Linked DNA regions of Homo sapiens: region 1 is linked to region 2. Evidence: chromatin loops called from intact Hi-C (ENCODE). Cell type or tissue: heart left ventricle. All regions are shown on one strand.

Region 1 (2,500 bases), 130 kb before region 2:
GGAGAAGCCAGAGATAAAAGGCAAAGTGGCTATGGAGAGGCCATAGGCTGCAGAATGCCCAGGGCAAGCTGAGGCCAACCCCATCAGGACCTCCTGGTCCACCACTCACCCCACCCCCTTCGCCTGGAGAGCCAGACATGGATTTGCCTGCAGAGGAGGGAGGAGGAGAACCCCTGACTGTGGGTGGATATAAACAAGCTCATGACGAGTGATAAGTAACATATGCAACAGGAACAATGATGCAAAACATCGGTGCACGTTGGGCTTTAGGACAGGGCAAAACTATACACAAAGCAGGCATCTAAGAAGCTAAGTTCTGAGTTCTCAGCTCACCCCATGCTCACTCTTCTTGCCAGCATTCATGGAACATCCACCATCGTGCACCGGAGTCCCCACAGCTTCCAGTCTCAATAAGCCATGGCCGCAAATAAGCACCACCAACCACTTACTGAAAGCTTCCTTCGTGCCAGGCACTGTGCTGAGTGCTTTATATAAGCAGCCGCAAGTGCTTCCCATCATGGCTTCCTAGCTGGCTATTAATTGAACTGTTTTACAGATGAGGACCAGGAATGATCAGAGAAACCAAGGAACTTTCCCAAGATTACGTAGCCAGTTAGCAGGTGATCAGATGTGAACTTGGGTCTTTTGCTTTGAAATCTGTAACTTTGCCCTTCAATGTAAAATACCCTTAGGTTGAACCACATGCAGTTGGTGTTTGGCCGAATATTGTCAATTTCATCAGGCAGCGTGTGATGCAGCTGAAACTGAGACCATCCATAAGCCCTGTGGGAGGCCAGTGAACCCACAGATAAATCCAGATCACTCCCTGTTCTGTAAATCAGCGTGCCGGGCAAACAGCTCTCTTAAGCAGGGAAATGAAGGGAATAAAGAACAAACAAGTGGGAAGCTCTGTAAGAACAATATCCTGTGAGCAAGCTGAATGAAAGCACCTGCCTTCCTCCCTCAGCCCAAGCCAGCTTGCTTAATAAATTAGATTGCTTGTTTGTTAGAAGCACCTTTTTAAAAGGTGAGTGTAGACAGCTGCTCTCCAGATAATGACACTAAGCAGAGCTGTTGCTACCAAGCCACGCTAGAGATAAGGCTGCTTTCCCAGAAATACATTTCGGGGCAGGGCAAATTGAAAGTGTGTACTTCTCAGGTAATAGGTAATAAACATTCCGTTTTGGAGCTTTCTATATTGAGCTTCTGCACCTGGTCGCTGGAAGGCTATGGTGTCAGCACCAAGCCTGCAGATTGCTTTGTATATCAGCCACCCCTGTTTTTCCCCAGTAAAATACCACTCCCGGCTTGGCCGCCAGCTCCTTCCTCTTTCTTGGTGGAAATCTACTGCTTTCTTAAACTGGTGCATGGAAAATTACATGGTCAGCGCCACACTCGGGGCTAGAAAAGCACACATCCCACAGTGATTTCAAATGATCCAGCCTTTCATCATTAAAAAATAAATTCTGTGGGCGAGGAGAAAAGAATCGTGAGGCCCCTAAGCAGGTGACTCATTTCAGACAGAAATGCCAAAGCCATTTCTGAACAGATGGGTTGACAGGACACTTAGCAAATGCTGCTTTTAATTCTTTCTTGCACTCATTCATTCATTCAACAAATATTCCCCCAGGCTTATGGAGCATGGGGCACCACTGTAGGCACTGGGGAAGTAGCTGCCAAATACAAAATAAAACCCAAAAAATCCCTTCTTCCCTGGAGCTTCCACTCTACAGGTGGAGACAGAGAGGAAACAGATAAGGAAACTCTAAGAGTTATGGGGTAAAGACAGCTGGGGGGGCGGTGCGGGTGGAGGGGTTGCCTTGGTGGAAAGGTGATCTTAGAGCAAACAGGGAGAGAAGGTGCAGAGGGAGCTCTGTGGTTACCTGGGGGGAAAATGGTCCTTCTACGCAGAGGGAGTGGGAAGGGCCTAGGGGGAAGTAGGGCCAGCTTGATCCTGGGAGCCGTGTGGCTGTGGGCATGGAGTAAATGGGGACGAGCAGGTGAGAGGTGAGGCAGGTACACTGAGGCCAGGTGGCCACCAGGAGCACCTTGACTTTGCCTCTGAGTGGGATGGCACTCACTGCTCTGTGCAAAGGAAAGTCATGACTGGACTTGCTTTTTGCCAGACACACTTTGAGGCCAAGAGGGAGCAGGGAGAGGAATGTTGACATCATTGAGGTGTAGGATGATGGAGTAAGAGATGGACATGGTGGAGTGGGAGCAGAGGCCAGGGTCTAGCTAGGTGTCAATGGGGATGTTACTGACAGAAAGACTCTACGATTCCTCCAGGTGGGGCATACCCTCAACATCAGCCCATGGATGGATGTTCCCAGACCCCAGGAGTCTCACCATAAATTCTCCCTGGGACAGACTGTGGGTGGCAGTGGTCGCCATCTGTCCTTGGCTGACAGGTGCCCAGAGCTGTGGCAGTGTCATTCCCAGCAGCCCCAGGATTAGGCTGTTATCTCTGTTTACCAACAGGAAGAGACACTCGGTGGAG
Region 2 (2,500 bases):
CATTACACTGAAGCCGGGGCATGGTGTGGCCACGACTGCTCGCTCATGTGCTTCATTTACAGAAAAGGACACACACACCCCACCACAATCCGATTAGAACCAGACAAGACTGGAAGGCTGGGCACAAATCACACTGAGCCCCTCCCCCAAGAGGGTCTCCTCTGAGCCTGTATCAGGATGGGTTCTTCGGACATTTAAAGGCAACTGAAAATACAAAGGCTCCTTTCACTTCTGCACTCCAGGCTGCTCTCGGGCATCACCCAGAACTTCAAACACGCCCCATGCCAGGATCCCAGCCCCAGGGACTGTAATGTAATTGACCTCGGTGCAGCCTGACGTCAGCATTTGTAGGAGCTACCTGGGTGTCGTGAGTTGGATGGTGCCCCCTCCCAGAAGATATGTCCACCCAGAACCTCCAAATGTGACTTGACTGGAATAAGGGTCTTTGTAGATATCATTAACCCTTTTCCCACTTGCCCAAGAATACTCCCCAGCAGCATTTACCCCAAGATAACTTTGCTGCAAAATACCTTGCTTTTATTATTATTTTCAAATCGCTCTAGTGTATTGACTTTGGAAACAAAACACATCATTCCATTTATAGCATTCTGGTTTTAGTAGTGGTATTTCCATTTACAAAACTATAGTAATTCTCGAGTGCTGAAAATGTCAAATCCTAGAAAACGTCGCATTCCTGCACGTGATGTTAACATTGTTCTTGAAAACAGTTATTGGCCAGAGATTCATTTGATGAATCCGATTCTTCCGAAACAGATGATTCTGATGATTTAGACGATTCTGATGTTAGTTCTGTGCAGAAATAACTCCAAGAACAGTTTTTGTATTTTATTTTCACATTGAAAATCCATCAGATTTGCTTCAGCCTCAAAGAGCATGTTTATGTAAAAAATGAGTACTGGCAGTGAGCTGCACTTTATTTTCTAAACGGAAAAAGGGTGAAGGTAAAGATCTCTAGATGAGATCATCCTGGATGAGGGCGGGCCCTAAATCCAATGACTCGTGTCCTCATAGGAGACAGAAAAGGAGATCCTGCAAACAAGGCCGTGTGAAGACAGAGGCAGAGACTGGAGTGATGCTGGTTCCATACAAGGAAGGCCAAGGATGGAGGTCATGAGGAACAGGAGGGAAGCCTGGAATACATGTTCCCATGCAGCTGCCAGCAGGGGCCACCCTGCCCACACCTTGACTTTGGCCTTCGGAACTGTGAGGGAGCAAATTTCTGTGTTCTAAGCCAGCGGTCCTCAACCTTTTTGGCACGAGGGACCAGTTTTGCAGGAGGCAATTTTTCCACACACGGGGGGGATGGTTTCAGGATGACTCAAGGGCATGATGCGTATTGTGCACTTTATTTCTATTATTATTACACTGTAATATGTAATGAAATCATTACACAACTCACAAGAATGAAGAATCAGTGGGAGACCTGAGCCTGTTTTCCTGCAACTAGACAGTCCCATCTGAGGGTGATGGGAGACAGTGACAGATCATCAGGCATTAGATTCTCATAAGGAGCGTACCGCCTAGATCCCTCACAATTCATAATAAGGCGCAACCTCCTATAAGAATCTAACGCCGCCACTGTTCTGACAGGAGGTGGAGCTCAGGCGGTAATGGTCACTCGCCCACACTCGCCTCTTGTCCATACTGGTCCATGGCCCGGGGTTGGGGACCCCTGTTCGAAGTCACCCAGGTTGTGGTGGTTTGTTACAGCAGGCCCAGGGAACTCATTCAGCAGGTGGATTTGGGTGGCCCTAATCTAATAAGACTGATGTCCTTATAAGAAGAGGGGATTAGGACACAGACACACACAGAGGGACAACCCTGTGAGGATTCAGGGAGAAGAGGCCTTCTACAAGCCAAGGAGAGAGGCCTCAGGAGGAATCAACCCTGCCCACACCTTGATCCTGGACTCCAGCCTCCAGAACTGGGAGGAAACAAATGTCTATTGCTTAAGCCACCAGTCCGTGGTATTTTGTTAGGTGGCCCTCACAGAGTCATACACTAGGTACTTGCTGTATGTGATTTTATCTGATCCTCATGGCAATTTTCTAAGTTGTGTTTAGGCCCTGCATGGTGGCTCACACCTGTAGTCCCAGTTTGAGACTACAGGAGTTTGAGACCAGCCTGGACTACATAGTGAGACCCAATCTCTGAAAAAATTAAAAAGTAGCCAGATGTGATGACACATGCCTGTAGTCCCAGCTACTCAAGAGGCTGAGGTGGGAGGATCACTTGAGCCCATGAGTTTGAGGCTGCAGTGAGCTGTGATTGTGCCACTGCACTCCAGTAGCCTGGGCAACAAAACAGGACCCCATCTCTAAAAAAAAAAGGAAGTTGTTGTTTTATTATTATTCCCTTTTTGCAAATGAGGAAAATAAAACTATAAAAGGTTAAGTGGCCCATCCAAACTCACATATACGGTAAATGTCAGAGCCAGGATCCAACCTGGCCTATCTCAGGCCACAGCTGGCACTAGGGC

The links. A loop is a pair of places that touch in the nucleus more often than their neighbours do. Peaks named below come from ENCODE experiments on the same cell type or tissue, not always from the same donor. Only the 100,000 strongest peaks of a DNase experiment are listed, where the experiment ranks them.
Region 1: a loop joins it to region 2, with 2.2 times the contacts of the local background. A loop is called at or near these places in 3 of 110 quality-filtered maps.

The regions. Positions count from the first base shown.
Region 1 is chr21:38,956,006-38,958,505 of GRCh38, forward strand. No RefSeq gene overlaps it. Among named protein-coding and RNA genes, the nearest start is that of ETS2-AS1, 19 kb to the left of the region's middle. In heart left ventricle, no CTCF peak of the experiment used is centred here; a DNase peak (open chromatin) is centred at 1,323; H3K27ac peaks cover 65 bases.
Region 2 is chr21:39,087,913-39,090,412 of GRCh38, forward strand. No RefSeq gene overlaps it. Among named protein-coding and RNA genes, the nearest start is that of LINC02943, 4.6 kb to the left of the region's middle. In heart left ventricle, a CTCF peak has its summit at 1,184 (motif pointing right); no DNase peak of the experiment used is centred here; H3K4me3 peaks cover 369 bases; H3K27ac peaks cover 1,914 bases.